Linked DNA regions of Homo sapiens: region 2 is linked to region 1. A link is an interaction called in ENCODE POLR2A ChIA-PET data of the cell type or tissue named here. Cell type or tissue: A673. All regions are shown on one strand. Each heading gives the region's core, and the rest is flanking DNA. Links, peaks and the distances in the headings are about the cores only.

The links. ChIA-PET counts read pairs that join two places held together with the same protein. Peaks named below come from ENCODE experiments on the same cell type or tissue, not always from the same donor. Only the 100,000 strongest peaks of a DNase experiment are listed, where the experiment ranks them.
Region 2: POLR2A ChIA-PET joins it to region 1 with 10 read pairs; 7 of 35 experiments call an interaction of 5 or more read pairs at or near these places.

What each region holds. Positions count from the first base shown.
Region 1 is chr9:36,071,493-36,079,492 of GRCh38, forward strand. The region is part of intron 6 of RECK (reversion inducing cysteine rich protein with kazal motifs); the gene reads left to right. Among named protein-coding and RNA genes, the nearest start is that of RECK, 39 kb to the left of the region's middle. In A673, for the core only: no CTCF peak of the experiment used is centred there; DNase peaks (open chromatin) are centred at 3,579 and 3,849.
Region 2 is chr9:36,148,323-36,161,239 of GRCh38, forward strand. It overlaps GLIPR2 (GLI pathogenesis related 2), which reads left to right. Exons shown (of 5, transcript NM_022343.4): 3 at 225-328; 4 at 2,550-2,627. Among named protein-coding and RNA genes, the nearest start is that of CCIN, 15 kb to the right of the region's middle. RefSeq lists enhancers at 184-233, 574-653. In A673, for the core only: no CTCF peak of the experiment used is centred there; a DNase peak (open chromatin) is centred at 6,429; H3K27ac peaks cover 347 bases.

The sequences.
Region 1 (8,000 bases), core at 1-8,000:
TGAAGTACAATGCTACAAATTTGCCATCATACGTTTTATATTTTTTTACTTGTTTCTTCCTTCTTTCACAGATTCTTCTCTAAGCTTTTCTTTATATTTTCAGAAATGTCATTTTCATGTCTCTCCTTTCTTTGCTAGCTTTCTTCAATACACTTTTTTGATGTTATATCATTAAGGAAGGTGAGAAACTATGAAGGAAAGTTAGTAGGGGGTATTTTTGTGAGGACTAACTTTTTTTTAGTCTTAAGGCAGTTAAGTTTTAAACTAAACAGTTGCCAATACAACTAAAATATTGTTCTGCCATGGGGCTCTGGTTCTGTGAGAATGCTAAAATTAAGACTGTTGAGGATTCTGTCTTCTGTTAGTCCCACCTATCAGTACACAGCTAAATGTATAGAATGGTGCAGGTATGTGTTAAATTTTAATTTTGGGATTTTCACATTGTTCAAAATTCAAAATGGTATACAATGAATTATGTTTCCCACAGCCATCCAGTTCCTAAAGTTACTAGAGATATTTGAGATATTTTCTGCATATAAAAGTAAATATATATATGTATAGTCCTCCTCTACCCTCCTTTACCACAAATGGTAGTTTACTATACCCTTTGTTCTGCCCCTGGATGCCAGTGTTTGGTGTATATTTATGTATGTCTACCCAGACTGTATACTGTTTCCTCAGGAAATGTCACAATAAAATGTTCTGCTTAAAGATTTCTGTGTATCTATTAATTTTATTTTGTTTCTTTTTCTTTCAAATTAACTTTGGTTCTAGATTTACTACCAGAAGCATAAAGGAAAAGGGATGAAAAATTAGCCCAATTTAGAGATAAGAGGAGCAGGGATATCAGGACCAACAGGATTCTCTGGACAGCTAGAAGCCTCCTAAGCTTCAGTGTGATTGGATCTGTACTGCAGTGGTTCTAAGAATAGAGGAGACCATCTAGTTGTGGCAGATCACAGCCTAGGCTATGGACAGTTTTGTTCCTTGCCCAGTCAGCTTTTAGGGATTTTAACAAAAGGAATCGTGTGATACTTTGCCCCAGCAAAGCCCTCAGGACCTAAAAGTAAAGCATCTTTTAGTTTATGCTGAGGCAACTTCAAGAATTGCCAGGATATAGTAAATAGAAGACTATGAATGAGAGGCTTTATAAATGGTAAAATGCTGTACCGGTATACTGTATCACAGTAGATTTGAGCCGTTACCTGCAGCTGATGAGCTCCAAAAAGAGCGAAACCTATTAGGTCCTGCAGTACTGGCTTAAGATAGTATTAAACTTTGTATGTTGTTTTGGTTTGTCGTATTTGTTTTGTAGTTGGGGGAAGGGAGTAACTCCTATTTAGTCTCCTTGCTGCTAGTGTATTTCCTTTTCCAGTTCATTCTTCTCAGAAGTCACCTGAACGAGATGATTCCAAAAGGGAATTTGATCAAATCAGATTAGATTGCGACCTGGTCTCATCTTAAGTGGCCAAGGTTTTCCCCTTAAGCAATCTCATCTCCCATAGATTTAATTGTTCTTATATGCTGACAACTTCAGAATCTTCATTGCTAACCTTTTTTTTTTTGAGCTCCTGAACACTATTGGATACATGTACTTTTGATGTTCCCTTGGAACAACAAACAATCAAACCAAAATTGATTGATTTTAAATCAACCAAATTGATTATTACTTTCTCTACCTTTTCTGCCTCCCCTTCCCTCCCTTCCACCCCTAAACAGCAACACACAGACACACACAGACACACACAGACACACACACACACACACACACACACACACACACACATCCATCCCAAAACAAAACTTATGATTTTTCTTGCATTTCTTGTTTGGTTGTACCAATATGATCCTTCCAGGCACATCAACTTAAATGCCTGAGAGGTATTGTCTACTCTTTCCTCTTTCTCATCACCTCCTGCAAATTACTGTCTCTCAAGCCTAAAGAGTTGCCTTCTAAATGTACCTTAAATCAGTCTCCCTTTCAGATCCTCAGGTATTGCCTTAGCTTAGGTCTTTCTGCCACTTTTCTGGATACCTATAATAGCTGCCAAACTAGTTTTCCTGTGTCTAATTTCTCCTCTTATCTACTATATCCACTTCTAGATTAATCTCTTTAAAGACCAAATTTGATCCATGTCACTACCTTCCTTAAACCCTTCAGTTGCTTCCCTGTAGAACACAGCTCATGCTCCTCAGCCCAGTATCCCAAGCTTTTCTCAGTCTAGCTCCTGGTTCTTCTCTCTGTTACATTTAAGCAGCATGCTACTTATAGTTTCCCAGATTGACCCTGTTGTTTTATTTGTTAGTTGTAGTTGTACAAATTGTTTGTTCCACCTGGAATTCCTTCTTCTGAATCTTGGAACAAAAAGTATAGTATATTGGAGCTGGCAATACCAGCTCCCTACCAGCTAGGGAGTACTGCTTGTTAAATATTCAGGGATTTTGCAAGCCAGCTTGTAACTTAAAATCAGCCATGGGTGGAGGTATTTGCAGCGTGAACATCAGCAAATACTGCAAATCCAGATTTTCTCCACAACCACCCCCCACAAAAAAAGCTGGTTCCAGAACATCATTACCTCTATTGAACTAGAGTAACCTTTGCCTTAAATCCTGGTTTAAATGGTACCACTTTAAAGCCTTTCCTGCCCATTCATCTTCTCTCCACACACATAAAATTGATCACTACTTCCAAGCCCTTTGCATGCTTTATTATAGCATTTGTCGCTCTATAGCATAACTATGTTTACATGTCTCTTTTTAAACTAATCCCTGAGTTCCTGGGACAGAGTTCATATAATTATCTTTGTCTCTGTCATTCATTCACTTAACATTCATTGAACTGATACACACTGAACCAATATATTTAATATGTATCAGGCATTGTTCTCAGGGTACAAAAATGAAAGGATTTAGTCTGCAAGAAGCTCATAGTCCATGGGAAGAGAGAAATCCAAATAGTCCATTACAATACAGTGAGACAAGTACATTGCTAGAATGTATTGGAGCCTGGAGGAAAAAACCCTGCCTAGGGAAATGGGGAAGTCTTTCACAGAGCAGGTAAGACTTAAAGGATGAGCAGAAAGCTGTTGCCTGTAACAAAGTGCTACAGTCAGTACTTTTATAGATAGAAAAATTTTATAGACTTTTTCCCACTCTGGAGAACAGAATTATTCAAGGTTCTTTGTAACACAGTATATCAGCTTTACGTGGAAACTCTGTGTAAATGTCTTACACTCTTGGAATGCATGGAGAAAGTGCTCATTTTCTACTGTACTGTGGAGAATGTTTTCATTCTGAGTACTATCTATTATCCCAATAATGTTGTATAGTAAACCATCCCAAAACTCCATAGCTTAAAACAGTAACAATTTATTATTTCTCACAAATCTAAGGGCTTACTAGGCAGTTCTGCTCTGGCCAGGCTTAGCTGATTCCAGCTGGGCACACTCATCTGTCTACAATCAGATGGCAGGTCAGCCTGGGGCTGCCTGCTTTAGGAAGCCCTTGGCTAAGTCAGCTCAGATCTTCTCCATGTTTTCCCCTCCCTTTAGCAGACTAGCTCAGGCATGTTCACGTGGTGGTGGCAGGAGTCCAAGAGAGAAAGTGGAAACATGCAAGTGTAGTTCGGGCAACTGCTTACTCCAAGCTTGCTAGTGTCCACTAGGCCAAAGCAAGGCAAGTCACATGGCTAAGGCCAGAGTTACTGTACAATAAATAGATATAAGGAAATGTGAAAAATTGGGGCCATTACTGTAGTCAGTTCACCACAAGCACATACTCTGTGCTAGGCTGTCTTCTAGACCTTGTGTTTCTCTGCAGATGTTACTTGCCAGTGAATTTGCTTCCAGCTGGTTGGGTGCCCTGTGGTGATAATGAGCAAATTTTTCTGAGCAGTCTAGACCTATAAAGCTCATTTCTGTTTTGAGTGTTCATTTTTATTTGCATATCTGTTGAAATGACACATTATTTGGAAGGCTGAAGAAATTTAATAATCACTTGTTTAGTGATATTTCCAAGTCATGACATTAAACTCCTTACATATTCTAGTCATCTATACTTTTTGACATTCATGGTATCCACAAGGAAAAAACACCTTGTAGAGGTTTAAAAACATTTATGTTTTTAAAGAACAGTTATATTTAACCTCTCCTACTTAGCATTTCATAAGCTGGATTTCTTCTATGAAATGTGAAACTTTAAACTGGAAGAAATTTCAACCCATCTGTGAAAAGGAAACAGATTTTTATTTATTGAGGCCTTAGAAACAAAGTAGCCCCTTTACTTTTAAGTAATAGCATAGTTAAGTAGAAAGTACTGGGCATATAAAACATTAACATAACAGTTAATAAAATGTGCTCTTTTGGGTCTTTGTCCAAAAGTAACTAAATCATCCAAAATTCAAACCTGTAATTTTTTTTTACAAGATTCATATGATCAGTGTTTTGTTGTCATCATCTTTATCATTGATGAAAATGAGAGAGAGCTGGAGTAGTCAGTAGTAAAAGGGCAGTGGACAGAGAAAGGATTGAAACAAGTGGACAAATGGAGGAATGAACCATTTTTTTCAAATCCAAAAGCCAAATCAAATTGGACAGCCAGATATACGTAGCAAGCAAAGGGCAGAGCCAGGGCTAGAACCCGGACTGCCCTACCAGTGCTCTTCCATGACACTGCGTTGTGAGAATAGTCTGGTCTCACTGTATTGCAATGGACTATTTGGATTTCTCTCTTCTGAATGCACCCAAAGCAAGGTTGAATGTTTGTTCATAGATTAATCTATTTAACCAGTTTCCTATTTTAAAAATCAATAGAAAAGGGTCACTGAAGTGGCAGAAAATAAATTGCAGAGCGAACTTCTGGGCTAGAGGTTGGACCAGCAGAGTCTACTTCCCAGGTGCACCCAAAGGGTCTTCCCCACCAAAAGGAAAACCAGTGTGGCATGAAGGATCACATAGGGTTCCCTCAACTTTGATTTACTCTGTTTTTGTGCCAGGTTTGCCCACAGTTCATATGCTCCCAACAGTGGATCAAAGGGCTTGTACTACCTGGAATTCCCTCTTCCTGAATCCATCCTAACACACCCCCACCTAGTAATATATTGGAGCTGACATCTACCAGCTTGGGAGTACTAATTGTCAAATATTCAGGAATTTAATCGCGAGAGTAGGGCAGGGAACTAGTTATTGAGAGCAGCTACCAGAGGAAAGATTTTAGGATCAAAAATAATTTTTTTAGGATCAAAATATTTTTAAGGAAAATAATATTAACCTCAAGAAAATGGTGACCTTTTTTGGTTACAATTTAAGGAGCTGATTTTAAAAATAGGGGACTGGTTAAATAGATTACTCTGTGAACAAACATTCAACCTTGCATTGGCTGCATTGAGAAAAACAACCCAGACTATTCTCAGTGCAGTGTCATGGAAGAGCACTGGCAGGGCAGTCTGGGTTCCAGCCCTGGCTCTGCCCTTTGCTTGCTTATACATATCTGGCTCTCCAACTAGATAGTGACAGCTTTTGGATTTGAAGTTCTCTTGAGACCCTGTCAACTCCAGTATGCTGACATGTTCTTTGCATCTTTGAGGTTATGGTAGATCCTCACCTCAGCACCCCTATAGTTTTGACCTATTCTTGACTAACATGAGTAGGGGAGGGAGAGGGAGCAGTTATATGGGGGCACATTGGGTGTGGTATTGGTAAGCAGGTCAAAAGAGGCTCCATAGGAGTGAATACGAACCCTCAGTTACCTCCAAAAGTCAGAAAGTTACCTTTCAAAAGTCAGATGGCAGACTTTTGAAAGACTTAAAAATTGACTAGCTAAGACTTCAAGACAGGCTGACGTAAGAAATGAAGAAACTATTAAGTTAATCCTATAACTCATTATGTGTATGTCCTAAGCCCTCTCAGACTAATCAGCAGTATTAAAGTGGTAAAAAGATAGAGTTACATATAGTAAATTTAGGAGTCATTCATCAAAGAGGGAGATATGATCAGTCTATTAAATCATGATAGGTGTAACAGAATTTATTCATCAAATGCTGGTATACTGGAATGAAGGAACATTCTTTTGAACCTTAAAATGGGTAAAGAGGCAAGATGGTATTAACACTAAAGTGTTAGTGGTTAATGGTAATTTTCACATGATGCTGCCATGTGAAAATAGAAAAGATTAGTTCAACAAATTCAGGTAAACTTAGGCACAAAAGGTCTATTAATGAACATCAAGAGAAATAAGAGATGCTTGAAGAACATCTCTGAACTCTGGATGTGACATCAAGGGAAGCAACTGTGCCGTTTTCCTTTTTCTTCAGGTATTGGGAGACTTTTTCTGTAAGGGGCCAGACAGCAAATATTTTAGGCTTGGAGATCATTCACTCTCTGTTTATTCAACTTTGCCATAGAAGTGTGCTTAGCGTGAGGTAGCCATATAAAATATCTAAATAAGCCGGCATGCACCCATAGTCGCAGGTACTTGGGAGGCAGCAGAGTGGAGGCCAACCTGGGCAACATAGCAAAACCCTGTGTCTTAAAAAAAATTTTTTAATTTAAAAAAGTAGGTAAATGAAAAAAATAATTAAAATTTTAAAAGTATGTAACTGAATGGGCATGTCTGTCTTCCAATAAAAACTTTATTTCCAAAAACAGGTGGCAGGCAAGATTTGGCTTGTGTGCCATAGTTTGCCAGCCCCTGTTGTGAGTAAAAGCTATTGTCCATAAGTATTTCCCCTTTCTAGGCCTTGGCCTCTGACTTCTATTAAATAAGGAAGTTGGACTAGATGATTTCTCACATTTCGCAGGTTTTATCTCCTTTAGTAGTACCTCTCCCTGAAGCTAAGTGATCCACAGGCTGAACCACAGTGACATTTATTTGTAAAGTCAGTTTTTTAAACATCCAGGTTGAACAAATGTATAAGTCTCTAGAGCAGAGTTTATCAGTCTTGGCACCACTGGCATTTTGGTCTGGATAATCTTTTGCGGGAGGGAGACTGTCCTGTGCAGTGTAGGATGCTTAGCAGTGTGCCTGGCCTCTACTCACCAGATGCCAGTAGCACTCCCCACCCCTCAGTTGTGATAACCAAAAATGTCTCCAGGCGCTGCCAAATGTACCATGGGAAGCAAAATCACCCCTAGTTGAAAACCACTTCTGTGGAAAGTTCAAAAATAACTAGAAAAATATCAAATACTAGAAAATCAGGCCATGCAACCCAAGATAGCCACCAAGTTATCAAACATATTTATTCAGGTACAAGGTCAAAAAAAGCCAAACCAAAGGGAACAAAGATCTTATTAGAAGGAAAAGAGCAATGAGAATTGCATTCATCCAGTCAAAGAGGGCTAGAAAGTTGGTAGCCGACTACCTTTATTTTATTTTATTTTATTATTTGTTTGTTTGTTTATTTGTTTATTTATTTATTTATTTTGAGACAGAGTTTCGCTCTTGTTTCCCAGGCTGGAGTGTAGTGGCATGATCTCGGCTCACTGCAACCTCCGCCTCCCAGGTTCAAGTGATTCTCTTGCCTCAGCCTCCTGAGTAGCTAGGATTACAGGCATGCACCACCACGCCCGGCTAATTTTGTATTTTCAGTAGAGACAGGGTTTCTCCATGTTTTTCAGGCTGGTCTCGAACTCCCGACCTCAGGTGATCCTCCCACCTCGGCCTCCCAAAGTGCTGGGATTACAGGTGTGAGCCACCTCGCCCAGCTGGTAGCTGACTACTTTTTAATATTGATTTAGATCATTTTAAAAGTGTTCCTGAGTCCAGTGAATCCATTTAAATAGAGAGTTATCTATAATGCATAACTGAAAAGTCACACTAAAAGAAGGAAACATGAATGAAGAGAGATATAAACAAGATCATTGTTAATGAACACTAAGAATATTTACTTTTTCACTCCTGTTATATTGCTTGATGGAGTCTCTAGCAGAAAGAATTCATACTGGGTGAATTGAGGAACCCTTATCTATGAGGCCCAGGGTTTTCTGTTTTATTTTGCTTTAAAT
Region 2 (12,917 bases), core at 1,985-9,984, 79 kb after region 1:
ATAACCACTCTCTCACTCACCTGGGCAGGTCCTTTTAGTTCCCCTGAGCCTCGACTTGTTCCTCTGTGGAATGGGACTGCTGGGAGGCTCAGAAATCATGCAAGAGTGGTGCTCCTCTGTGAGCCCGGGGCAGGGAAGGAAGCTCAGCCACACTAGCTTGGGGCACATACTTTGGGGGTTCCCTGAACTGCACCTGCTCTGAGGAGGCGCTGTGAACTCTGCAGGTATTCTGAGGCCCTGGCCAGCACGAGGATCCTCAAGCACAGCCCGGAGTCCAGCCGTGGCCAGTGTGGGGAGAACCTTGCATGGGCATCCTATGATCAGACAGGTGGGTCGCATTTTCAGCTCCTCTCCTCTCTGCGGGAGCTGGAAGAAGGACAAGTCCTCCTGAAATGCCTCCTGGCCCCAGCACCCTCGTGGTGTAGCCACAGGCCCAGGAAAGGAAAGAAAAACCAGAGCTCTCTGAATCTGCTCCCAGGCTGACTTCAGTTCACCACAAGGTCTCTGATGGCTGGCTCAGTGCCAGGCCTGTGCTGGGTGCCAGGGACACAGAGATGAGTCAGACTGACCAGGCCCCCACTTTCGGAGAAGCTCCCAGGCCGAGGAGTGGGGGTTGGGGAGACAGACCGCTTTTGTACAGAATCTCAGCCTGATTCTGTGTCCACCAGAGCATCCCCAGCTACTGAGAAATGTTATTTTCTTCCCGAGAAATTTTACTTTCTTACCGTACTGGTGATACACTACCAGTAGTGCTGGTGTATTACTTTTATAATAGGAGAAAAGCAATAGAGCTTTTTCCATTTTGGAAAAAAAAATAATAATGGAAAAGACAATGTCTCCATGCAAGGTCTCGATCTGGAATGATCCCACCATGCTGCCCAGACATTCTTGAGCTTCCTGGCCCTCTGGCCCTGACAGCCCTGATGTGGCTTTTTAGGAAGAATATTGGAGAGCTGTCTGGATCTCTGAAGCTTTCTCCAAACACCAGTGGGAGAATGACTCACTCCCTCCCCAGCCTCACATTCCTGGGAGATCCCCCAAGTCCTCTTGGTTTCCCCAGCACAGCCTAAGCCAGGGCTCCTGTGCAACGTGGTCCTTGGCACCCCCACTGGGAGGCATGTGTGAACTCCTGGGGAACCCCCTACCCACCCCTCCCTCCAAGGCCTTGCCCTCACCCTGCAGGCTCCTTCCCAAGTCCAGGCTGTGGCCCTCGATGGGCCCCGGGAGAAGGGCATAGGTTCAGGAGACATGGTCCATTCCAGCCTCGCACAGCCTCCCTCGGGAGCCTTGAGCAGGTCCCTCCCTCCTCTGCCCCCAGTTTCCCATCTCTACAGAGAGGGGGTTGGGTAGGTGGTCTCTGAGACAGTGCTTCCCTACTCTGGTCGCACATTGGAATCTTTTGTGGAGCTTTAAAAAAATACCAGGCTGGGCACAGTAGCTCACGCCTGCAATCCCAGCACTTTGGGAGGCCGAGGTGGGTGGATCACCTGAGGTCAGGAGTTTGAGACCAGAATGACCAACATGGAGAAACCCCATCTGTACTAAAAATAGAAAAATTAGCCAGGCGTGGTGGCACATGCCTGTGATCCCAGCTACTCGGGAGGCTGAGGCAGGAGAATCGCTTGAACCTGGGAGGTGGAGGTTGCCGTGAGCTGAGATCGCGCCATTGCACTGCAGCTTGGGCAACAAGAGCGAAACTCCGTCTCAGAAAACAAAACAAACCAAACAAACAAACAAAAAATGCCTGAGTCTCTCCTCCAGAGACAGACACAGTTGGTCTGAGGAAGGACCCAGGCATTAGTATTTGTTAAATGCTCTCCAGGTGAGGCTGATGTGTGGAACATGGATCAGCAGTAGCATCTGGAAGCAGAAATGCAGAATCCTAGGTCCCTCTGTAGACCTACTGAATCAGAATCTGCCCATTAACAAGATTCTTGCACACATTTGAGACTGACTGCTCTGAGGTCCCCGCTCCTGGCTCTGGCCCGGAGAGCAGCAGCTCCCAGGGAAACGCCTGCCCATATCAACACGTGTGGGGACAGTGGATGCCCCAGGTGAGGTCCCTCCTGCCCACAGTGGAGATCCGTGGCTTACCAGCCTGATTGTCTTTCCAAATATGGATGTTTCAAGAGCTGCAAATGGGGTGAGATGACAGTATAGTCTCCTAGAAACTCGGAGCATCATCAGAAGGCCCTTGCAGTACATTGCATTCAACCTTTTCATTGTACAGAGGCCCAGAGAGGGAAGGCTTTGCCCAGGATTACACAGCAAGTCAGTGTGTATGGGTTGTGGGGGATAGGTGCAGATTCCCTGACCCCAGGCCAGTGCTCTTCCCAGCCCCCCAGAAGGCCCACTCTTCAGCCTGGCCATGCTCATGGGCAGGAGTCCCTGAGTCTGCAAAGCAGCGTCCAGGATGTGTCAGCTGACTGGGGCTTTCTCAGATGTCTAATTGCCGCATTGGTGGCTTGGGGCTGATGGGAGAAAATGCAGGGAATAGGGAGTGGGTGGATTTTGTGGCTGAGTTTTAGAACAATGTCATTTCCACACAGGAAAGGAGGTGGCTGATAGATGGTACAGTGAAATCAAGAACTATAACTTCCAGCAGCCTGGCTTCACCTCGGGGACTGGTGAGTGGCAGGGTCTCACCAGTGGCCTGGCCCTGGGCAGCAATGCAGGTTGGGTGTCTGACTTCAGGGAGGAACCAGCCCTCTAAAAAAATCAATCCTTTCCTTCCTGTTTAATCTCTTCCATATTTCTCTGGCTTGACCTTGACCACAGACCAAAGCTCTCCTTTCCGCATTACATCCCCAGCTTCCCCATGCTACATGCTCTGCTCCCTCTGAGGGCCACCAGCTGGTGAATCCTGCCCCACCAGCTCAGAGCTCTTCCCATTCATGGAGTGTGTCATAGGAGACTGGATTTCCAAAGCTGCATGGAGCTTCATTCCTGAACTGGTCACCCTGTGTCTAGTCTTGTTTTCTGCAATCCATCCTGCTCTCCAGCAGCCTCAATACTTCTAAAATTGTCCCTGCCCCTGGTGCTCTCCTGATCCAACTGCCATGGCTCCCTGGGGCCATCAGGAGAAGGCTCAAGCTGCTGGCACTCCTCCTTCCACACCCCACACCCTTCCCCACCCTTGCGGCCTCCCTGGCTTTCTCCCTTCCCCTTTCTGCACTAGTTTGCAGTTCAGGAGCTTGGGGTGCAGAGAACCTGGATCTAGTCTTAGCTCTGGCACCCTTTGCTGTGTGGACTTGAGTCAATTCCTGTCCCCTCTTCCCAGGGGAGAGGGAGAAGGTGGCTTCTAAGGGATATCCTGAGAGCCGGTGACTCAAGTGCAGGGAGGAACCTTCTGTGGGTCCATGTTCCCTTCTCAAAGGCTTCCCTTGACGAAAGCTCCGGGTGGCCACCCTGTGCCCCGGGGTCCCTCTGGGCAGCCGCCCTGTGCCCTGGGCTCCCCCTGCCTTTTGCTGGGCTCACCAGGCTCCTTGTCTTTCCTCAAAACCGACTCAGGCGTCTGGGGCCCAGGATGGTGTTAGAAGTGGGTGGGAGTTTCTCTGACCAGAAGGTGCCAGGAAAACAGAAAAAGGGACTCTCTGCCCACCTCGTTCCTCCTACCCCACCTGTTCCACCCACAAGTAGAGCCTTGCGGCCTTCCACCCTCTAGAGGGGTGCTCCAGAAGCAGGAAGTGACACGTTCTCAGCGCCAGTCACCGTTTCCTGTGGTTTGCTGCCCGCCCTTCTGGGTGGGGGTTTCTGCAACCATGTTGCATTGCATTGTTCCTGGGACTCTGGGGCAGAGGCAGAAGCATCTGCTGAGGCATTCCTCCTCTCCATTAACCCCTGCAGGACTCCAGGCTGGGCTGGCAGGGCTTTGAGTGTGAATAGGTGATTCTGGGGCAAGGATACCTAAGGGTGTGGGGAGGGAGCAGTAACAAGCTCCTGCTATTGATTAAGGATGTGTAGGCAGGACCTTGTCTTCTTTTAATAGAGATGGTGTCCAGAAGACTTCTTATTTCATAGCTTCTGGATTTGCTTTTCCCATGAGCAAGATTCTTCAGCAATCGGACATGTGTCCGAGCAAGTTATTAACTAGCACTCTGCGTGTGTGTGTGCGCACCACGTGGTAATTAGAAAGTGCCTCCATGGGCTGGGTGCGGTGGCTCACACCTGTAATCCTAGCACTTTGGGAGGCCGAGGTGGGTGGATCACCTGAGGTCAGGAGTTCAAGATTAGCCCGGCCAACATGGTGAAACCCCGTCTCTACTAAAAATACAAAAATTAGCTGGGCATGATGGTGCATGCCTGTAATCCCAGCTACTCGGGAGGCTGAGGCAGGAGAATCACTTGAACCCGGGAGGTGGAGGTTGCAGTGAGCCGAGATCATGCCTTTGCACTCCAGCCTGGGCAATAAGAGCAAAACTCTGTCTCAAAAAAAAAAAAAAAAAAAAAAAAAGGTGCCTCCACTGCCACGTAAGCATCAGGATACCATTTGAAAGTAGGGTTTGGCCAGGCGCAGTAGCTCATGCCTGTCATCCCAAAACTTTGGGAGGCCAAGGCAGGCGAATCACTTGAGGTCAAGAGCAAGACAGGCCTGGCCAACATGGTGAAATCCTGTCTCTACTGAAAGTGCAAAAAAAAAAAAAAAAAAAAAAAAAAAAAGCCAGGTGTGGTGACAGGTGTCTGTAATCCCAGCTACTCAGGAGGCTGAAGCAGGAGAATCACTTGAATCTGGGAGGCAGAGGTTGCCGTGAGCGGAGATCGCCCACTCCAGCCTGGGCAACAAGGGCGAGACTCTGTCTCAAAAAAAAAAAAAAAAAAAAGAAAGTAGGGCTTTATTCTACCCATTTTGAAGAGGAAGAAACTGAGGCCTAGAAAAGGGAAGCAGCCTTTCTCATGCCTTCCGTCCCTGATCTGATGCTTTTTCCAGCACTCCCACTCCAAAACAGGAATCTCACAAGAGTCAGAGCCCAACTTTCCATGATCACTGACTACTCGTTTCACTCATTGCCCTACTGTCCCCACCCCTAAAGAGGAAAATCCCAGAGCGGCCAGCCCTTGTGCTATTCCAGATACCAACAGGCAGTGCCTGGGGGCAGCCAGAGCCTGATCCTAAGACAGGAGTGAGATTTTGGGTGGTGTCATAATGGGGGCTTGCAGGACCCTTAAAGATCTTCATGCCCATCCTGCCTCAGCCTCCCCCAGACCCTGTCTGCAACTCCTCCTTGCTGCATCTCTGTTCATGGATTCCCTGACCTGAGTCCTTGTTGTAGGTGAAAGAGCCTTTGAAATACCCTTTGGCCAGGTGCGGTGGCTCACACCTGTAATCCCTGTACTTTGTGAAGCCGAGGCAGGCAGATCACTTGAGGTCAGGAGTTCAAGATCAGCCTGGCCAACATGGTGAAACCCCGTCTCTACTAAAAATACAAAAATTAGCCGGGTGTGGTGATGCGTGCCTGTAATCTCAGCTGCTCGGGATGCTAAGACACAAGAACTGCTTGAACCCTGGAGGCGGAGGTTGTGGTGAGCCAAGATCTCGCCACTGCACTCCAGCCTGGGTGACAGAGGAGTGAGACTGTCTCCAAAAAAAACAAAAACAAAAACAAAATAGGAAGAAATACCCTGTAATCCATCCCCACCCCCAGCCCCACCCAGGCCAGGCCAGCATCTTGTGATGAAGGATGCTGGTCAGTCACCGCTGTGTGCTGAGTGAAGAGAAACAATGTCTTATCATATTATATATTATATATTATATATTATATATTATATATATATATCTTTTCCCCCCCCCTTTGAGACCGAGTCTCACTCCGTTGCCCCGGCTGAGTGCAGTGGCACAATCTCGGCTCACTGCAACCTCCACCTTCCAGGTTCACGCGATTCTCCCACCTTAGCCTCCTGATGAATAATATTTTTATATGATATGAACACTGAGAGCTATCGAAGGTGAAAAGTTTTCTTTCCAGCCCTGACCCCTAGCACTTTCCTGCCCAAGAGACAACGAGAGATACCAATTTCCTGTGAATCATTCCGGAGGTGTCCTGTGCTTACACCAGCATGTGTGTATAAATGTTCTCTTTTCCCTTTTCCGCACGCTGGTGTCAGAGCGTATGACCTGTTTTATGCTTGTCAGAGATTGTGCCACAGCATACAAATAGTGCTCGCTCATTCTTTCTTACCTCTGCACATTATTCCCTTGCGAGGATATACTGTGACATATTTGGTGTGTTTTTCAAAGATATATTCTAGGGAGTTTGATTCACAGCAGGAAAGAGGATGTCATCCCTTTAGGAAAAAGAAAAAGGAACCTTCGTTAGTGGACTAGAGTTAGAAACCAGTGTGTATTTGATGGTTGCTAAGGAAGTTGTGTCATTTAATTCATCTCTGAATACCCATAGCTTAATTCCCTCTGTGCAGACAGAAACCTCCCCCGCGAGAAGAAAGATTGCTCAGCCTCATCAGCTTGGAAAAGGCTGCCACAGGCACTCGTGCTGCTCATGTGCACTTTGTGTCTAATTATTTTCTTGGCAACCAGTGGATAAATGGCAGCTTCTTCCTTTTCTGGGAGACAGAGAGTGGGAGGGTCGATGGCCCAAGCATGTGGTCTCCTGTGAGAGCAGGCTAGTGTGAGAAAGGACTTGAGCCTTTGGAAACGGCCTGTAGAAGTAGGGACACCAGGCTGCCGAGAGCCTGGAGCTGTGACCCAAACGTATTAAGAACCAAGGGCAAATAGGCAAACAGTCTTTATCCTCTATTCTGGGTGGAAACCAGAGTTTATTAAACAGCAGTTAATACAAGTTTAAAGTTAGTGGCAAATATGCATAATTGTACTTAGGGTTTGTTTTCTTTTCATTCTTGCTTCAATTGTATCATGTCAACTATATGGATTCGTTTTTATATTTGATTATTTTCATAAACAATTTAGTAACTTTCAGTCCTCTGTCAATGTAGACAAAGAAATAAATTATAGCTAAGTTTTAAAATGTTTTAAATGGCTGGGCGTGGTGGCTCATGCCTGTAATCCCAGCACTTTGGGAGGCCAAGGCGGGTGGATCACTTGAGGTCAGGAGTTCGAGACCACCCTGGCCAATATGGTGAATCCTGTCTTTACCAAAAATACAAAAATTAGCCGGATGTGGTGGCGTGCATCTGTAATCCCAGCTACTCAGGAGGCTGAGGCAGGAGAATCACTTGAACCCAGGAGGCGGAGGTTGCAGTGACATGAGATCGTGCCACTGCACTCCAGGCTGGGCAACAGAGTGAGACTGTCTCAAAAAAAAAAAGTTTTAAATGGAGTTTAACTACAGGAGAAAAAATAGAATTTAATCTACAAACATTTATTTCAGTCCTTACCATACACAGGATGCAATGGGAAGGACCGACTTTGTCTCTTCCCTAAAGAACTAGAAGAGTGTGTACACCAGTCTCTTCCTCTCTCTCCTACTTTCTTTTTTTAATTTTTTAGTAAAATAGGCTGGGTGTGGTGGCTTATTCCTGTAACTCCAGTACTTTGGGAGGCCAAGGCAAGAGGATCCCTTCATCCAGGAGCTCCAGACCAGCCTGGACAACATGGCAAGACCCCATCTCTACAAAAACAATTAAAAACTAGGCTGGGCACGGCAGCTCACACCTGTAATCCCAGCACTTTGGGAGGCTGAGGTGGGCGGATCACCTGAGGTTGGGAGTTCGAGACCAGCCTGGCCAACATGGTGAAACCTTATCTCTACTAAAAATACAAAAATTAGCCAGGCATGGTGGCGCACGCCTGTAATCCCAGCTACTTGGGAGGCTGAGGCACAACAATCGCTTGAATCTGGGAGGCGAAGGTTTCAGTAAGCCAAGATTGCACCACTGCACTCCAGCCTGGGTGACAGAGCAAGACTCCATCTCAAAAAATTAAAAAATTAAAAAATTAAAAAACTAGCTGGGTGTAGTGGCACGTGCCTGTGGTCCTGGTTACAGGAGGCTGACGTGGGAGGATTGCTTGAGTCAAGGAGTTGGAGGTTGCAGTGAACCATGATTGCACCACGGCACTCCAGCCTGGACAACAGAGTGAAGCCATGTCTAAAAAAAAAAAAAAAAAAAAAAAAAAAGAAATTGTAGTAAAGCACATATAACTGAAAATTTACCATTTTAACCATTTTAGGTATACAGTTCAGTGGGATTAAACACATTTACACTGTTATGCAATCATCGCCACCATCCATCTCTAGAATTCTTTTCATCTTCACAGATTAAAACTCAGTACCCCTTAGACCAGGGGACCCCAACTCCTGGGCAGTGGACCTGTATGGGCCCATGGCCTGTTAAGAACTGGGCCGCACAGCAGGAGGTGAGCCTGGGTGAGTAAGATTACTGCCTGAGCTCCGCCTCCTGTCAGATCAGCAGTGGCGTTAGATTCTCATAGGAGCATGAACCCTATTATGAATTCCTCACGCAAGGGATCTAGGTTGCATGCTCCTTATGAAAATCTAATGCCTGATGATCTGAGGTGGAACAGTTTCATCCTGAAACCATCTCCACCCCACCCCAACCATTGTTCTACTTTTGGTTTTAACTATTCTAGCTACCTCATATAAATGGAATCATACAATATTTGCCCATTTGTGTCTGGCTTATTTCACTTAGCATCATGTTTTCAAGGTTTACCCTTATTAGAGCACGTGTCAGAATTCCTTTTTATTTTAATTTATTTTATTTTATTATATTTTATTTGAGACGGAGTCTCACACTGTTGCCCGGGCTGGAGTGCAATGGCGTGATCTTGGCTCACTGTAACCTCTGCCTCCCGAGTTCAAGCGATTCTCCTGCCTCAGCCTCCTGAGTAGCTGGGATTATAGGCACCCGCCATCATGCCCAGCTAATTTTTTTTTTTTTTTTTTGTATTTTTAGTAGAGATGGGGTTTCACTATGTTGGCCAGGCTGGTCTCGAACTCCTGACCTCTTGATCTGCCCACCTTGGCCTCTCAAAGTGCTGAGAATACAGGCATGATCCACCACACCCAGTCTCTTTTTTATTTTTATTTTTTTATTTTTTATTTTTTTGAGATGGAGTCTCATTCTGTCGCCCAGGCTGGAGTGCAGTGGTGTAGTCTTGGCTCACTGCAACCTCTGCCTCCCAGGTTCAAGCGACTCTCCTGCCTCAGCCTCCCAAGTAGCTGGGGTTACAGGCACCCACCACCATGACCAGCTAATTTTTATATTTTTAGTAGAGACGGGGTTTCACCACATTGGCCCGGCTAGTCTCAAACTCCTGACCCCAGGTGATCCACCCGCCTTAGCTTCCCAAAGTGCTAGGATTACAGGCATGAGCCACTACGCCCGGCCTCAGAATTTCTTTTTAAAGCTGAATAATATCTGTTAAACACACACACACACACACACACACACACACATATATATATACACATATATACATATATATCTCCCACATTTTGCTTATCCTTTCACTTGTTGATGGACACTTGGGCTGTGTGTCTTTGTGGGTTTTTTTTTTGTTTTTTGTTTTTTCGAGATGGAGTCTCACTCTGTTACCCAGGCTGGAGTGCAATGGCACAGTCTCGGCTCATTGCAACCTCTGCCTCCCAGGTTCAAGCAATTCTCTTTCCTCAGCCTCCCCAGTAGCTAGGATTACAGGCGTGTGCCACCACACCTGGCTAATTTTTCTATTTTTAGTAGAGACGGGGTTTCATCACATTGGCCAGGGTGGTCTTGAACTCCTGACCTCAAGTGATCCGCCCACCTCAACCTCCCAAAGTGCTGGGATTACAGGCGTGAGCCACTGCGCCCGACCGGGCTATGTGACTTTGGGCCAATCTTTCAACCTCTCTGCTAGGAGCATGGGCGTATAAATATCTGAATCCCTGCTTTCAGTACTTTTGGGTATATACCTAGAAGTGGAATTGCTGAGTCATTGCAATTCTGTTTAATTTTTTGAGGAACTGCCATACTGTCTTCCAGAGCAGCTGTGCCATTTTACATTCCCATCAGCAGTGCACAGAAGTTCCAATTTCTCCACTTCCTTGCCAAAACTTGTTATGTTCTATTATTTTTGTTTCTGTTTTTCATAGTAACCATCCTGCTGAGTGTGAAGTGGTTGCCCTTTTTTCTTTCTTAACCACCCTATGGGAATCTTAGATACTCTGATCATGACTTTCCTCCTCCCTCCCTCCGTTTCTTCCTTTCCTCATCAAATGTTTATTGAGCATCTACTATGTGCCAGGCCCAGTGCTAAACACTAGGTATATGGTGATCAATAAAACAGATGTGGCACGTGCCCTCACATAGCTTGCCCAATCATAAGCCAGATATTTAGGAGGGAACAATCTCTTCAGTGTTGCTTTAGCAAATGAATGCCATCCTGTGACACAGAAAATAAATGTCTCATTGATCTCTGTAAATGCTAAACCATAAAGATGGAAGGGATGAACATCTGCCTCTACTCCCCAAGAAATAAGAATTTAGGCCAGGCATGGTGGCTCACGCCCGTAATCCCAACACTTTGGGAGGCTGAGGCAGGCAGATCACTTGAGGTCAGGAGTTTGAGACCAGCCTGGCCAACATGGTGAAACCCCATCTCTACTAAAGATACAAAAATTAGCTGGGCGTGATGGTGCTCACCTGTAGTCCCAGCTACTCAGGAGGCTGAGGCATGAGAATCACTTGAACACAGGAGGCAGAGGTTGCAGTGAGCTACGATCGCGCCACTGCACTCCAGCCTAGACAACAGAGAGAGACTCTGTCTCAAAAAAAAAAGAATTTATGATCGTTGAGCAAAGAATGCATTACAGCATCAACTCTTTGACTCCCAAATGGGAGGAGATTTGGAAGCTAAGCTATATTCGTAGCTTGAAAGGACAAGCGAGTGAAGGACAGGAAGCCTGAGAAATGGGAGACTGATGCTAAGAGGCCTCAGCAAGACCTAGTGGTGTCTGGAGGGTGGAGCAGTAGCTTGAAAAGGAACTGAGATGTTTGGCTCAGAGCAGAAGGATTTGAACGAGGCTGTAATGTGTCGAAGTCTCAAAAAGCTCAAAACATAGAATGCTGCACTTCTAGTGAAGGCAGAACTGGAGTCCAAGATGGATCTTCTATATTACTTTTATTCATCAGTTCCACTCATTCTTTCAAACATTTATTTTACACTTTTCATGTGCCAGGCTATGCCAAGGTACTGGGTGCATTTTGGTGATTAAAACAAACTTGGCCTCTGCCCATATGGACACATAGCCTGGTGAAGGAGCCAAACAGTAACCAAGTAATCAAGCAAATGCATCACACAAATGGGAAGAATGGTACATAGGGGAAAAAATGGTGTGGTAAGAATATCTTGGGAGGGAGATGGTCGGTAAATAAAAGGGTGTTTACAGGCTGGGCATGGTGGCTCACACCTGTAATCCCAATACTTGGCTGGGCCAAGGCGAGTGAATCACCTGAGGTCAGGAGTTCAAGACCAGCCTGACCAGTATGGTGAAACCCATCTCTACTAAAAATACAACAATTAGCCGGGCATAGTGGCGTGCACCTGTAATCCCAGCTACTTGGAAGGCTGAGGCAGGAGAATTGCTTGAACATGGGAGGTGGAGGCTGCAGTGAGCCGAGATCACGCTACTGTACTCCAGTCTGGGCAACGGTGAGACTCCGTCTCAAAAATAAATAAATAAATAAAAGGGTGTTTGCAAACGACTTCTTTGAACAAATGATATTTAGGCTAAGACCAAGGGACAAGAAGCTGTTGGTCATCAGAAGGGTGTCTTGGCCAGGCATGGTGGATCATACCTGTAATCTCAGCACTTTGGGAAACCGAGGCAATTCTCCTGCCTCAGCCTTCCCGATTAGCTGGGATTACAGGCATGCACCACCATGCCCGGCTAATTTTGTATTTTTAGTAGAGATGGGGTTTCTCCATGTTGGTCAGGCTGGTCTCCAACTCCCAACCTAAGATGATCCGCCCACCTCGGCCTCTCGAAGTGCTGGCATTGCAGGCGTGAGTCACGGCGCCCGGCCTTACAAATACTTTTTGAAAAATGATTCGGCAGTGGCGGCATGTGCCTGTGGTCCCAGCTACTCAGGAAGCTGAGGTGGGAGGGTCTCCTGAGCCCTGGAGGTGGAAGCTGAAGTAAGCTATGATCATGCCACTGAACTCCATCCAGCCTAGGTGACAGAGATCCTGTCAGAAAGAAGGGAAGAGAAGAGAAAAAGAGAAGAGGAAGGGAAGGAGGGAGAGAAGAAAAAAGAGAAGAAGAAAGAAGGAAAACAGAAGAAAAAAAATGTGCAAGGGTTCTGAGGTGGGACATACTCTGGTGTGTTCAAGGAATGGAGAGGAGGCCACTGCACCAAAGGATTCACTTTCATTCTAAGTGCATTGGGGAGCGAGTGAAGGATTGTTAAGCAGGGAAGTAAATAGATATGATTTATATCTCAGAATGGTCACTCTGAATACTAAGTAGAAAATGAGGCTCACGCCTGTAATCTCAGCAGTTTGGGAGGCCGAGGTGGGCAGAGCACCTGAGGTCAGGAGTTCAACACCAGCCTGGACAACATGGTGAAACCTTGTCTCTACTAAAAATACAAAAAAATAGCTGGGCATGGTGGCACACACCTGTAGTCCCAGCTACTTGGGAGGCTGAGGTGGGAGGATCACTTAAACCAAGGAGGTGGAGGTTGCAGTGAGCTGAGATCATGACACTGCACTCCAGCCTGGGTGACAGGGTGAGACTCGTCTCAAAAAAAAAAGAAAAGAAAAAGAAAATGATTTTGAGGGGCCAAGGTGGATGCCATAGAACCAGTCAGGAGGCTATTGCAATGGTCCATGTGAGAAAAGTTTGCAATTGGGACCAAGGGTTTGGGAGTGGGTGGACCTGAGATGCATTTTAGAGTTGGATTCTTCAAGACTGAATACTAGGTTGTTGTGGGGAAAAGGA